2 separate regions of the Homo sapiens genome follow, and region 2 is linked to region 1. A link is an interaction called in ENCODE POLR2A ChIA-PET data of the cell type or tissue named here. Cell type or tissue: HepG2. All regions are shown on one strand. Links, peaks and the distances in the headings refer to the core of each region. The heading gives the core; the rest is flanking DNA.

Evidence for each region. ChIA-PET counts read pairs that join two places held together with the same protein. Peaks named below come from ENCODE experiments on the same cell type or tissue, not always from the same donor. Only the 100,000 strongest peaks of a DNase experiment are listed, where the experiment ranks them.
Region 2: POLR2A ChIA-PET joins it to region 1 with 7 read pairs; 2 of 35 experiments call an interaction of 5 or more read pairs at or near these places.

The regions. Positions count from the first base shown.
Region 1 is chr1:65,154,515-65,165,564 of GRCh38, reverse strand. The region is part of intron 1 of AK4 (adenylate kinase 4); the gene reads right to left. It also overlaps the pseudogene RPS29P7. Among named protein-coding and RNA genes, the nearest start is that of AK4, 12 kb to the right of the region's middle. In HepG2, for the core only: no CTCF peak of the experiment used is centred there; DNase peaks (open chromatin) are centred at 5,538 and 6,634; H3K4me3 peaks cover 825 bases.
Region 2 is chr1:65,468,494-65,473,493 of GRCh38, reverse strand. The region is part of intron 2 of LEPR (leptin receptor); the gene reads right to left. Among named protein-coding and RNA genes, the nearest start is that of LEPROT, 50 kb to the right of the region's middle. In HepG2, for the core only: no CTCF peak of the experiment used is centred there; DNase peaks (open chromatin) are centred at 1,923, 2,183, 3,523 and 4,213.

The DNA of each region.
Region 1 (11,050 bases), core at 2,807-7,806:
TTTCCAGACATGGGATCTCCCTGTGTTGCCTAGACTGGAACGCAGTGGCTATTCACAGGCAGGATCATCATGCACTACAGCCTTGAACTCCTGAGCTCAAGTGATCCTCCTGCCTCAGCCTCCCAAGTAGCTGGGACAAAAGGTGTGGTGTGTGTCATCTCACCTCACAAAGTTCCCTTAATTTTAATTGTCTACTCATAGACATGATACCTACATCAAAAATACCCTGCTTTCACATGTTTCCACCTGCTACTCATCCTTCAAGGCTCGGTTCTAATGCCATCTTTCCCAAAGCCCTCTAACTCTTTTGTCCAGAGGTATAACAAACAACTATTAAGCAAGGTATGTTAGACACTAGAGATTTTTTAAATGAACTTAATAAAAGTTCATACAAGTAACTCTTCTCTCTACTGTTCTTAAAAAAGTGTTTTCATTCCTATTTTTATAGCACTCAATATAATTTGCTTTATAAAATAATTGAGTATATTTTTATCTTGTAAATTGTTGAAGGTAGAGACCATTTCTTACTCTGATTAACAAAATGCTTTTGGAATAGACTGATTTTACAAGTGCTTAATAAGTTTAAAGTCTACCCATTTGTCTGTCAATACTGACAGCCTCTTAACTGTTCTCCCTAGTTTCACTCTAGAACCTTCAACCCCAGTTTCCAAATAGCCTGAGTGATCTATTCAAAATGTGAGTCAGATGTCAGTCCCATGTTTAAAAACAATGGCTACACTGTGGATTAGGCAATGGTGTTTTAGCTATGACACCAAAAGCATAAGCAACAAAAGAAAAAATAGATCATCTGGACTTCATCAAAATCAAAAACTTGTGCTTCCAAGGGAGCCATCAAGGAAGTGAAACAGGATAGGAGAAAATATTTGTAAATCATATATCTGATAAGTGACTTGTATCCAGAATATATAAAGAATTCAACAAGAAGACAAATGAGCCAATTTTAAAATGGGCAAAGGATTTGAATGGAATTTCTCCAAAGAAGATATATGCAAATGGTCAGTAAGCATATGAAAAGAAGTTCAGCATTATTAGTCCTCAGAGAAATACAAATCAAAGCCACAATGAAACACCACTTTATACTCAATAGGGTAGCTAAAATTGAAAGAGAGAGAAAGGTAGGGAGGGAGGGGTGGTTAAAGCAAACTAAATATGACCTGAGAAGGACTCCATACTTCAGTATTTGAGTCCTTGTGAAACCGCCTTTGCAAAATTATAACTGAGGAAATTATGACAGTGAAAGAAATCAGACCTAACCGACTCCATCTTGCTTCTAACCTTGAAGCTGCCCTTGTTCATTCCTGGGTGTAGGCCAAACTAACTTTGGGAGGGAATTCAGTACATGGGTTTGACTCTGAAACAAAATTGATTAACAGCCCTTTCCCGAAAAGACCCCTTCTTGCCTGGGGACCAGTCTGCCTTTGCAGGACTAACAAATTAGCTACAAGATTAGAAATTACAGTTTAGGGGTCATGCAGCCTCTGGCTCCAAGAGTCCAAACCTCCCCAAATTGCTCCTGGGGATAACATCACTCTGTAAAATCTAAGATCAGTTCTTGAGATATTTTGCAGATCCTGCACTCACTGGATCAGCTGACACCACCCAGACCCATAATCTGGCTCAACAAGTTCTGCCATCCCACCCAAGGACAGAAGACAGCAAGAAAACCTCACTTCCACCCCCTATGATTCCATCTCCAACCTGACTAATCAGCACTCCCCACTTCCCAAGCCCCACCCACCAAATTATCTTTAAAAACTCTGATCCTTGAATGCTCAAGGAGATTGATTTGAGTAATAATAAAACGCCAGTCTCCCGTACAGCCAGCTCTACGTGGATTACTCTTTCTCCATTGCAATTCCTGTCTTGATAAATCCGCTCTGTCTAGGCAGCAGGCAAGGTGAGCCCATCGGGAGGTTACACTTGTGGACAAACTGCAACCTGGCTTAGGTAGATAAGACTAAAAACCTAATTTAGGAGTATGTGACTATAACAATAGCTGAGTCTTGGCCAATACCAGTGGCCATACTTCAACCACTCATACACTGCTGAGTGTTCAAACTGTGTTCAAATAAGGCAAATGCCGAGCTGTAACCAATCCAGCCATTCTGTATCTCACTTCCGATTTCTGTAGTCATTTCTCTTTTTTTGTCTATAAATCTTCTTCCACCATGTGGCTGTACTGGAGTCTCTGTGAATTTGCTGTGATTCTGAGGGCTGCCCGATTCGTGAATCATTCATTGCTCAATTAAACTTGGCTGAAGTTTTTCTTTTATCAGAAGGTAAAAGTTGACGATGAGAAGAAACGAACCTTCATTCATTGCTAGTGGGAAGGTAAAATGATGCAGCTGCTTTGGATAACAGGCACTTCCACAAACTATTAAACGTCGAGTTACCAAATGAACCTGTATTGCTATCCTTAGGTATATACCCAAGAGAAATGAACATTTACATCCATACAAAAACTTACATACAAATGTCCCATAGCAGGAAACAGCCCAAGTGTCCATTAAGGAATGAATGGGTAAACAAAATGTGGTATACCCATTCAATAAATTATTTGGCAATAAAAATGAATAAAGTACTGATACACACTACAATATAGATAAACCTTGAAAACATGCTAAGCAGCCAGACACAAAAAGTCACATATATTAACATACAACTATCCAGAATAGGCAAATCCATACAAACAGAACTAGAGTAGTAACTGCCTAGGGCTGGGGCAAGGGGGAAATGGGGAGTGACTGCTAATGGGTATAGGGTTTCTTTCTGGAGAAATGAAAATGTTCTGAAATTAGATAGTGGTGATCGTTTTACAACTCTGTAAAATATAGGAAAACCTCTGATTTTTACACTTTTTTTTTTTGTAGAGTTGGTGTTTCACCGTGTTAGCCGGGATGGTCTCAATATCCTGACCTTGTGATCTGCCCGCCTCAGCCTCCCAAAGTGCTGGGATTACAGGTGTGTGCCACTGCGCCCGGCCCTGAGTTGTACACTTTTAAAGAATAAATTTTACTGTATGCAAATTTTATATTCAGTATAGCTGTTACGTATAAAAAATAAAAGTAACAACCTGAAAACCTTCCATGGATTCTCATCCAGTTACAATGAAGCCCAAACTCCTGGCCATGCCTCAAGGCCCTATACCTACCTTTCCAGCCTCCGCTTCTACCATCTCCTCCCCACTTACAGTGCTCAAGATACAAGCCTCCTCCCGCATCCTCTCCACTTACTGAGAGTTCACTCCTATATTAGGCTCTTTCCACATACTGCTTCCTCTGCCTCAAATCTTCTTGTTTAAGACACTTCTCACTGTATCGCCCAGGCTAGAGTGCGGTGGTGTGACCATAGCTCACTGCAGCCTCCACCTCCTGGGCACAAGTGATCCACCTCAGCCTCCCAGTAGCTGGGACTACAGGCCTGCACCACCACGTCCAGCTAACTTTATTTTTATTTTCTATAGAGACGGGGTCTCACTCTGTTACCCAGGCTGGTCTCAAACTCCTAGCCTCAAGCAATCCTTCTGCCTCGGCCTCTCAAAGTGCTGGGATTACAGGTGTGAACCACCGTGCCCGGCCTGCTACCAAATCTTCACACGCCTGACTCCTACCCTTATTCAGAGCTCAGCTTAAATATTACCTCCTCAAAGAGGCCTCTAACGCCACAATCTCAAGTAGTCTTCCCACTCTTCCTCACTGTACTATCTCATTTTCTTTAGAGTACTTCCAGAAGATATCAGGTACAAGGCATAAGGTATATGAGGTGTCTTATTTTTTTCTGTCTCCTCTCCTCTCGTTATAGCCTATTAAAACATTAGTTGAACTGAACCGTCATGAAAAAAAATTACTATTCAAATGGCAACAGACAATAACTGAAATTATGAAATAGAACATCTTACAAGAGATAATGAATAACAAATTAAAGGTACCAATGGGTATGAGAGAATTTTAGAGAAGAAAATGACCTGTAGCTGCAACAGGTGTGGAAAGGCTTCATGGAAGCAATGAGAGTAGAAATGGACTTCGAGAGATTAAAGAAGTGTGAAAGGCATTACAGGCAAAAGGTACATGTGAACAAAGCACTCCTTGCTGCCTTGTCTATGACCCCCATGCTCTACCTGCATGCATGCGCACCGCCATGCCTCCTGGGAACGTAATGTAGAACTCAGAGCTCAAACCCTAGACTGTCGGTACCTCAAAGACAGAGAACAAGTTTTACTTTTTTGCACGCCTCCCCATACCTAATGCTGGGACATGTGACAAATGGGACAAATGAATAATAAAATAACACCAAGTTCAGGCATTATTCCTGAACTCTTACCATTATGATGAAAAGCAATTTCTACCTCCTCACAACCAAATGGCTTCTATTTTTGACCCCCTTTGGTCCTTTTGATCATGGGAGGAGGAAGTCAGTGCTTCCTTTTTTAGGTTTTTTAAAAAAAAATGTTTTAGGGACAGAACAACAACAACAAAAAGTACATCCCTCTATCCTACCCTTAAAGGGCCTTCTGAGCCTCAGCATACTTGTTCCCTGCTATCCATGGTGCTAGGGTCTGAACGTGCCCCCCAGATTCATATGCTGAAACTTAATAACCAATGTGATAGTATTAAGAGGTGGGGCCTTTAAGTGGTCATAAGGGCTCCTCCCCTGCAGTGTGGTGGCTCACACCTGTAATTCCAGCATTTTGAGAAGCCGATGCAGGCAGATCACTTGAGGCCAGAAATGCAAGACCAGCCTGGGCAATATAGTGAGACCTTGTCTCTACCAAAAATTTAAAAATTAGCCAGGTGTGGTGGCATGCGCCTGTAGTCCCTGCTACTCTGGAGGATGAGACAGGAGTACTGCTTGAGCCCAGGAGTTCCAGGCTGCAGTGAGCCAATATTGCACCACTCCACTCTAGCCTGAGCAACAGAGCAAGACCTCATCTCCAAAAAAAAACTTAATTTATTGTTTTTGTGTTTTTGTTTTAAGTCTTGTGTCTTATAAAAGAGGCTTCATCACCTTGGGAGTCTGAGGCAGGAGAACTGCTTGAGTATAGGAGCTTAAAACCAGCCTGGCCAATAAAGTGAGACCCTGTCTCTAGTGGAAAATTTTTAAAATTAGAAAAAATAAAATCAAAGAAGCTTAATGTGGCCTTTAGCCCTTTTCCTCCTCCATCCTTTCTGCCATGTGAGAATACAAAGTTCAAGGTGCAACCTTGGAAGCAGTCAACAGGCCTTATTAGACACCAAACCTGCCAGCACCTTCATCTTGGAATTCCCAGCCTCCAGAACAGTGAGAAATACATTTCTGTTGTTTATAAATTACTTGATCTCAGGTATTTTGTTATAGCCACACAAACAGACTAAGACACACTGTCCCTACATGGCATTTATAAGACATGAGTATTTCACTAGTTTCTAGAGTACTCAGATGTCAGCACGACATAATGGGAAGAAGTTTAATCCTAGCTATGGAGCCCCAGGTTTGAACGCTAGTTTCTCTTTAACTAGCTGTTTGACTTAGGACAAGTTACTCAACCTTTCTGAAGCCACATATTTGTCACTCAACTTTTTTTTTTTTTTTTTTTTTGGAGACATAGTCTCGGCGCTGTTGCCCAGGCTGGAATGCAGTGGCACGATCTTGGCTCACTACAACCTCCGCCTCCTGGGTTCAAGCGATTCTTGTACCTCAGCCTCTCGAGTAGCTGGGACTACAGGCGCACACCACCATGCCCAGCTAATTTTTGTATTTTTAGTAGAGACGGGGTTTCACCATATTGGCCAGGCTGGTCTCGAATTCCTGACCTTGTGATCCACCTGCCTGGGCCTCCCAAAGTGCTGGGATTACAGGCATGAGCCACCACGCCCGGCCAACTTTTTTTCTTTTTGAGAAGGTTTTCGCTCTGTTGCCCAGACTGGGGTGCAGTGGCTCAAACACAGCTCACTGTAGCCTCACTATAGACTCACTGTAGCCTCCTGGACTCAGGCAATCCTCCCACCTCAGTCTCCCAAGTAGCTGGGATTACAGGCATGCGCCACCACTCTGGCTAACTCTGTTTATTTTTTGTAGAGACAGGGTCTTGCCATGTTGCCCAGGCTGGTCTCTAACTCCTGGGCTCAAGTGATCCATCCGCCTTGGCCTCCCAAAGTGCTGGGTTACAGGCGTGAGCCACTGTACCTGACCAAGTTAGTTACTCAACCTTTCTGAGGCCATTTATTTATTTGTAAAGCAAATGATATAACAAAAACTGCTCTGGAGATCTGTGTGGGAATTAGAGATAATTTGCATTCATTAGTCAGTCCAGGGCCTGGCAGTTGCTTCGCCCCCTGCAAATGTTGGTTATGACCAAGTCACAAGAATTATAAAATGCCAGGGTTACAGGTTACTGCTGCCCAGACAGAAGGTGCTGAAGATCAGAAAATAGTTGATTTCTAGCTTCTTGGAAGTTAGATGATAAACAAGAATGACTCTGCATTATTTCAGTATTATCTGTCTGGCTAAGTAAGGGATGCTTGCTCCTGGATCTGTTGTTTAACTAGTACAAAAACTCTCAGAACTTAGAGGTGAGACTGTTAAAATATAACATCAGCCATTTAAATTCAACTACATGAAGCTGTACAAACAAGACCTTTTGTACTATGTCTTAAAGGCCAACCTGAGAGCTTAAACATCAAGTGGAGGGGGTAAAATACACAGAGTAATCCAAAAGCCTCTATTATCTACTCATGCTTTTTTAAAAAAAATCTAGTTTGGGCCGGGTGCAGTGGCTCACACCTGTAATCCCAGCACTTTGGGAGGCCTAGGCAGGTGGATCACCTGAGGTCAGGAGTTCAAGACCAGCCTGGCGAACATGGTGAAACCCCGTCTCCACTAAAAATGCAAAAAAAAAATTTAGCAGGTCATGGTGGCAGGAGCCTGTAGTCCCAGCTACTCGGGAGGCTGAGGCACAAGAATCGCTTGAACCCAGGAGGCAGAGGTTGCAGTGAGCCAAGATCACACCACTGCACTTCGGCCTGGGCAACAGACTGAGGCTCCGCCTCAAAGAAAAAAAAAATCTAGTTTGCTAAAGGAAAATACATGGTTGAAATATCTGATTCATTGTCCATTGTGAAAGTACATCATCTAAAAAACTTACAAAATTTCCAACTCCTTAAACCTTCTCACAATATGCACCAATACAGATTGTTAAAGAGCAGACTAGCATAATATAATACCATTTAACAATTTACTTGGTAGATTTTGAAGGGAACAGGTAATTCAACATGCCTTTCAGAATGGGTGAATTTATAGTTAACAGCTTGAAGCCCAATTTACTAGTTTTAGGATTGTTTGCCATCCTTCAGTTCCAGAAGTTAAAAGCCGAAGTTTAAATGCATATACTACAATGCCACTATGTGTATGTATATCTTAAAGGCAAGCACAAGCAATGAGGGCTGGAAAGGTGATATGGGGCAGGCATGATAACCCTTTCCTTTGACAATATCATTAGAGATGGATGCGGACTAAAATGATAATAGAAAAGGTAAGGCCAAGCCATAAAAGCAAGGACCTCTTGTGGACCATAAACAAACTCTACAAGAGGAGTTTCAGGTATGCTGTGACAATGACCATGCCATCTTTTTGTAGCTGTACTCATTTGTCAAAACTCAGCTCAGGAATCGCCTCCTCTAAAAAGCCTTCCCAAATCTCACCTCCTCCTAAATGCTGGGTTAGCTGCCTCTTCTGTAAGCATGCACATCTTGCAGCCTCAGTTAATTTTTTTTTTTCTCAGAGACAGGGTCTTGCTCTGTTGCCCAGGCTGGAGTGCAGTGGCATGATCACAGATCACTTCAACCTCAACCTCTTGGGCTCAAGTGATCCTCCCACCTCAACCTCCCGAGTAGCTGAGACTACAGGTGTGTAAAACCACACCCAGCTAATTTTCTTACATTATTTTTAGTAAAGATGAGGTCTCGCTACGTTATCCAAGCTGGTCTTGGACACTTGGTCTCTAGCAATCCTCCAGCCTCAGCCTCCCAAAGTGCTGGGATTACAAACATGAACCACCACACCCAGCCCAATTGTGTTATTTTCTTCTTGTTTGCTTGCCTGTCTGACTGCCTGCCTCCACCAAAAAACAGCAGCTCCTTCAGGAACAGACCTTGTTTCACCTCTTTGCATCCCACAAGCCAAGATTGCCTGGCACTCAAACATTTGTTGAAAGACACATTTACCAGGACATTCAGTGCAGCATGCTCTGTATATCGAATGACTATAAATAACCTGAATTCCAATCAACAGGGGACTGATTAAATTGTGGTCCCAGGACTCCTGTGAGTCCATGAGACCTTTTCAGGGGTCCATGAGTTCCCCTTTAATTACATGTGTATAAAGCCAGATGTTCTTCAAATACTTTAACCAAAACAACATAGCACCAAAGACTGAATGAAGAACCAGATATGACAATAAAGTTTTCTTCTATTAGGCCAGAAAGATTTGCAAATGTGCAAAAATAACAGTACTTTTCTCATTAGATTTCATTTTGGAAAATAGTTAATTTTCACAGAAATCTGTTAACATACAGTGGATTATTGTTATTTTGATGAATTAATATTTTTAAATTTTCTCAATTTTCTTTCTTTTTTTTTTTTTTTGAGACACAGTCTCGCCCTGTCGTCCAGGCTGGAGTGCAGTGGGGCAATCTTGGCTCACTGCAACCTCCGCCTCCCGGGTTCAAGCAATTCTCAAGTAAATCTCAGCCTCCAGAGTAGCTGAGATTACAGGCATGTGCCACCACGCCCGGCTAATTTTTGTATTTTTAGTAGAGACGGGGTTTCACCATGTTCGTCAGGCTGGTCTCAAACTCCTGACCTCATGATCTGCCCGCCTCAGCCTCCCAAAGTGCTGGGATTACAGGCATGAGCCACCGAGCCCGGCAAATTTTCTAAATTTTAATTTCAAATCCATTTAACATCTATATATGTAACCCACATAAACAAAGCTTCTTTGGTTCTCAATTTTCAAACGTGTTAAAAAGGACCTGAGGCCAAAATGTAAGAGAAAGGCTAAATAAACTATGATATATCTGTACAATAAAAAATAATGCAGATATCTTTTTAAAAGAATAAAGTAAACTGATACATGCTGATGGAAACCACTATCTAAGCTTTACTGCTAAGTTTTTCTTAAGTGCAATACAAAGAACAAATGTGTACATTAAAAAAAAGAGGCACTGCTATACACACATAAATGCTATAGATATATGACAAAATCTTTGGATACACATCCAAAAAAAGTTAAAAGCAGATACCCCTGTGGAGAGAAACTGGGGAACCAAGAGTCAGGGATAGGCATGAAACTTTCCACTCTATTCCTAGTGTATTATTTGAAAATTTTACTATCTGCATGTACCTTTTTACCTTTTCAAAAGTAAAAATGGAATAACAAATTATATTTGAATATTGGAATTATACATGAGTACTTAACTCACATTAAAAAACAGTATTTAACAAAATTGGAAAATACTAGATGACACATTGTTAAAGCAATTTTCAAAACAGTAATACTATAATACAATGCAATAATAATGTAACTCAAAATCTATGTGTGTGTGTGTGGAAGGTGGCTCATGCCTGTAATCCCAGCACTTTGGGAAGCCAAGGCGGGCAGATCACTTGAGGTCAGGAGTTCGAGACCAGCCTGGCCAATACGGTGAAACCGTCTCTACTAAAAATACAAAAAATTAAGCCAGGCATGGTGGCAAGTGCCTATAATCCCAGCTACTTGGGAGGCTGAGGCAGGAGAATCACTTGAACCCGGGAGGTGGAGGTTGCAGCGAGCCAAGAGCCGAGAACACGCCACTGCACTCTAGCCTAGGCGACAGAGCAAGGCTAGACTCCATCTAAAGCAAAACTCCATCTAAAAAAAAAAAAAAAGTATTAGCAGTGACTTTTCCTTCCAGTTGGTAAATTACAAGTGATTGTTTTCATCTTTATAAACTTTTGCTAACTTATACATATTATTTCTATAATCAGAAAATCAGTTTATATGTATGCTACATATATCCATACCTAAATAAAATATTTTTCATTTTTTTATTTACTTTCTGAGACAGAGTCTTGCTCTGCCGTCCAGGATGGAGTACAGTGGCGCAATCTCAGCTCACTGCAACCTCTGCCTCCTGGATTCAAGCGATTGTCCTGCCTCAGCCTCTTAAGTAGCTGGGACTATAGGCACACGCCACCAAGCCCAGCTAATTTTTGTATTTTTAGTAGAGCCAGAATTTTGCCATGTTGGCCAGGCTGGTCTCGAACTCCTGGCCTAAATGAAACATTTATTAAGCCAAAAAGTACACAAATAAAGTAGCACCTATAAACTACCAAGAACTTGAGTGAATATTTGTAAGCTACGTTTAAAACGCTCCCTATGTCGGCCGGGTGTGGTGGCTCACACCTGTAATCCCAGCACTTTGGGAGGCCGAGGCAGGTGGATCACCTAGGTCAGGAGTTCGAGACCAGCCTGGCCAACATGGTGAAACCCCGTCTCTATTAAAAATACAAAAATTAGCTGGGCATGGTGGTGGGCGCCTGTAATCCCAGCTACTTGGGAAGCTGAGTCAGGAGAATTGCTTGAACCTGGGAGGCAGAGGTTGCAGTGAGCCAAAATAGCGCCACTGCACTCCAGCCTGGATGACAAGAGCAAGACTACGTCTTAAAAAAAAAAAAAAATTCTCCCTATGATTTAAGTTCTATTTTGGCCAGTAGTTTCATTCCTAGAAACCTATCCCAGAGAAAGTATATCTGTCCAGTGATTTGTACACAATGACATTTGTAAGAGCGTTCTTTGTTTGAATGTTTATTTTATGTACAAAGAACTATCGTGGTTTTGTATTGGGTAGATGCCTTGGATAATCCTTTGAAGGAGGATCATTTAGTCCAACTTAATAAAACTGATATCGTTCGCGTACTGACGGAAACACTGGCAGCACGTATTGAGGCCACATTTCTGGATCAGACAGTGCCGGTTTGAACAGACGCGACAAGAGCGAGAACCCTGGCTGAATTTT
Region 2 (5,000 bases), core at 1-5,000, 310 kb before region 1:
TTAATTGAAGTATGTGATTGTCATTTTCTAGGGGTCAATAACTTTTGTATTGATTTATATTTTTATAGAGATACTGTCATAGCATATTCTGAAAGCATTGGAAGGCATGCCATATGAGAAATCAATGAGAAAACAGAAGAGTCTAAAAGGTGCCTTCACATATAGAAATTTGAAACAGGAATTATGCATGGTGTCAAGAAATTGGCCTAGGCATTGGATTTAGCCAGACTAGATCCTTCTCTCTTAGCTGTGTGACCTTGTGCCAGTTCCCTCACCTGTAAAATGTGCAGGATGATCCCTGCCTGCCACTAATGTTGCAAGTGTTACAAACAATGCATATGAAGCTCCTTGGCACAGACCCTGGCACAGGGCAAGCCGTCAAGAGTATTATCACTGCTTTTTGTGGAAGCTAAAGAACAATGGACTTTACCTCAGTATTAGGAAGAATGGCACCTGTCAGAAAGATAATTGGCTGCCTTGTGAGGCAGTAAACTTCCATCCCTGGGGGCATTTAGCCAGCATTTATGTATGTATCTTAGAGGAATACTGCACTGCATTAGATGAGTTTTTGAATTAGATGCTATCTGAGGTCCCTTTTAAAGATGAGATTCTGTATAAGAACAGATGTGCTTTGCTTCATCTACAAAAATGTACTAACCAACCAGCAGTGGGACATCCTCATCTTATCCATTCCCCATTGAGCAAAGCGCACATCCTTTCCAGAAGCCGGACAAGGTAGAGAACTCTTTGCAACCCCAGGTTGGTGCACACTCTTCATGTAGTTAAGCAGCTCTGAAGAGAAAGTGGCTTTGGCATCAATTACACTCTTTTAAAAAAGAAATATATGTGTGTGTGTGTGTGTGTGTGTGTGTGTGTGTCTATATATATACACTCATTTAATTATTTATTCTGAGAGCATTGATATTTCATCAAACATCAAATAGCAATGCTGTGTGCTATGCACACAGGTCAATCATCTACTTCATTCACCATTTACCTATGGCTATAAGTAAAAAGTATATTATATATATATTATATATATACACACGTGTGTGTGTGTGTGTGTGTGTGTGTGTGTGTGTTTTAGCCACAGCTAAATGACCCAGAGGAATAAGGTTAGTTGGATTGGGAAGAAATGGAAGGGGAAAGACTGCAAGTTAATTTCTCCATCCACTCCACCCGTTTTCCCAAATGACAGCCCTGTTTATGAATTACACCATCTGGTCTGAGTTGCCTCATTTTACTACCTCACTCTAGCATGACATTAGTGAATTGATTTTATGCCTTATGCTTTTTTAAAAAAAACGGATGTTTGGTAATACCTTCTAGATACATGATGTTTTGAAGACCTCAGTTGCTCTTTGCTTTATCTTTTGAACCAAATTTCATAGTATTTATTCACAAAGGCCAAAAAAAATTTTACTACGTTACTAAAGTTTGGAAATTCTTCTGAGGTGATGAAAAGAGTAATTACAAACTGACTTTAAGCCTTGGGGAAGTGTTTTGGGCATTTTGTTTACAGGCCAGAGAGATGAAATCTACCTCTTTGAAGTCTTCCTCTTGACACATTTCTGGCCAGACTAAAGTAAAGTAATGAGATTTTCTAATATCACGGGATGTTATGTTTCTATTTTGAACTTTGGAAAATTTTTACCATTTGAAATTTATTAAAGTCAAATTATTCTGTATTCCACATGTTACTCCTGCCTGTAAATCACTTCCCCTAGCTCATGACCAGACTATTTTCTACTCATCCTTCAGATCTTTGCCAGAAGAGTTCATTACTTCATAGAGCCTTCCCTGACTACACTATAGAACTTTGCTTGCAAGTAGATCCTTCTTGAAAACATGATTCTCTGTTTGTCCATCAAAGATTTGGTCAAAGGTCTTTTGGAAAAACAGGTCAACCAGGTCATTTTTTGACTGGCCACATGGGCAAAAGCATTCATGTACAAAGGTCATGAGCAACACAAACATTGTAGAGGCACAAGACCTGCCAAAGTTTCATTACTACATTCCCTAACGCTTTCTGGGACTATAATGTTATCAAGATAATGTTTTGGGAAAGTACAAATTATCTCAACATGTGGGTGTATTTAACCAATAGCAGTCGTTTCCAATCAGTTTGTCTTAAAGATTTGCCTTTTGTTTTTTCCATGCCCTGACCCCACAACCCCTTATCATAAATGTATGAGGGCAGGGACAAAGTCCACAGTGCTCCTCATCTTACTCCTACTGTCCAGCACAGAGAAGGCATTCAATAAGCAATCAGTCAGTAAATGAGTGGATCCTACCTTAAGTCTGGTTCTCCTTGCATGCAGACAAATTAGGAGTGATCAAACCAAGAATACATAAAAACTTTTATATCAGCAAGGGAAGTTTGATTATCACATAAGTAACTGTTTAAGCCAGCATTACTTGGTTACCAGTCATCAGGAGTATTGTCTTTCTTTACTGCCACATACAAGAACACTTCTGGAGCTCTTCCAGGGAAACTGCCTTCAGAAGCTGTTTTTTGAACCACGTGAAGAAGACTGTCTCATTAATTTTTACTCTTACCCACTTTACTGCTCCCAAATGACTATCAATCATCCACTTCACTCACCACACTTAACTTCAGATAATTCCTTATATGTTTTTAGAATTACCTAGTTATTACAAAATATTTTGCACATTTTTGAAATAAGGTTAGGACTTTCCCCTACACTGATGAACTTGGATAAAGAAAGCACTCATTTGGATATCGAGAAAGTTTGTTATTTAACTTGTTGCATAAAGTTTAATTCCTGTTACATATAGATAAAAGAGTTTTCATTATAAATCTTAATGGTAAAGTCATAAGCAATGTTGGGTAATCAGTGGTACATCATCCCACTAAAATCAGAAATTTCCCTCTGTTTGCTTATTTAGGAAGGGGAGCAAGGGTTTGGGAAGGGCCCCACTAGGGATTTACATTATTCATTCACAACTATATCAAGTTTGCCAATAGTTTCTACTAATTAATAAGTGTTTTCTCACATAATGAAAATGAGATTAGAGCTACTCACCAGGCAGAACTAGAACCAATGTTAAGTTACAAAATATCAACTTCAACATTGTTAGGAAAGACCAGCCAAAGATTACCGAAATCCTATTTAAAATACGTAGCTGCCAATTTCCTGGCCTCTGATTTTTGTGCTTTCACCGTGAGGGGCTTACCATAAATCCTAGAAATGATACTTGATCTCCTTGGTGATGGTGGTGAGGTAGGAGTAGTTATTTCAGCCCCTCTTGGGCTATTAAAATGTCAACATTGGCACAATAAGTGTTTAAAATAGAATGCTATTGTTTAGGGAGGAATGTGGTCAGCTAGTGGCCCAGTGGAATTTGAGAGTTTCAAATGAAAATAATGAACTAGAATTTAGGGGAAAGGATGTCTAAGGGAGGATAAGGAAAGCAAGCCAGGCAGAGAGGGAAACATTTCCCCCCAGAATAAAGCCTTTTCATTTTGTTGGCTGTATGCCACGCTTTAGAAGGCTTCCCGGCTGACTCTGACCTAATCTCACATCAAATATCAATGCTGTGTGCTGTGCGCACAGGTCAGGCCTGGCTTTCTCCATTTTAGCAGTTCTGGATCAGTGCAATAATCCTTGGAGGGTCAAGAGGCACTGAGAAAGAAATGAGAATGAGGATGAATACGGCACGCACTTATTGGTGTTAAAGCTCAGTGTCCACAGCAGTTGACTGGGCCCAGATAGGCCAGCCTAGCCCAGCTGGAAAGTGTATGTATAATCAAATAACTGCACACAGGCATATGCATACACACTGTTTTGCTAAGTGTTAGGAATGGCCACTCTCACCTTAACCCAATCATTCTAACTAGACTCAGTGCATTAATTGACTCTACCTTGCTCTTTGTGGCTGGAAAGTTCTGGTGTAAATGTCAAATTTCTCATTCTATCTCCTGATTTCTGCCCTGTACTCCTTCAAGAGAACCCGAGTATTTAGTCATCTGTTGCCAACAGTATATATTCCAAATACTCAGGCCCATCCTTATCTGGCTCCAGCCTAACTTTCTAGCCTGATAACTACTTCTGCTCTTCATGATTCTTTACTCAAATCATCCAGTCTCCAAAACACACCCTGTGATGTTCTAGTTCTGGACCTTTGCTTGTGCTCTTAGCTCTTTGTTCTCCACATTGTCCTCAACTTTCAAGTACAAGCTCAGTTATTTACTCTCACAGAATGATCTCATCACAGCTCAGGACACAGACTGACTCCATGCTCTACACCACACAGACACAGCCCTGCCTCATCTGTATTAGCCCACCGGACTCAGCATAGCTCAGGTTGACAGAAATAATTGCAACCTGGTGGTATGGACTGTGTGCAGTCCACAGACACATTTCCTTCAACACAGATTGGGCATACATGATGATTAATAAAAACTTTCTGAAATAGTTGCCAACATTTAAAAAGCAGAATTTTCCACATTCAAAAAGTAAATCTAGATTTTCAGCTTCTTTTGAAATACCAGAAAATGCATCTCAGTTCACCTTCCCGCACAGCAAAAATCACCCGGCACTGAACAGAGCAGCAGCTGTTCTGCTATTTGAGGCTTGTGTCTCCTATTAAGCATAGCTCCCAGCACTTTCTTATTTCTTATACCCAACTTGCTTTGCTCATTTAGACTTCCTAGCTGGATGCTATGGGGATTTGAGTTTGCATGTACACAATGCATCCGCATGTGCACATACACCCAGGTCACACCAACGAACTGTTGAACCTTACTCTCCCATTCATACGGTTCCATAGAGCTATAGCTCCTCCAAGGAAGAGCCCTATGACAGCAGAGCAGAAACAAACTGAACACCATAACTTGGCTCCAGCCTTCTCCCAACCAAATGTCATCTCTCTCCTCCCACACCAGATAGGAATACAGGTTCTAGTCCTCTGTGGATTTTGCCTCAACTCTCTTTTTTCCAAGGTTACAAAACAAAAATACTTACTCCTGCTCTGCC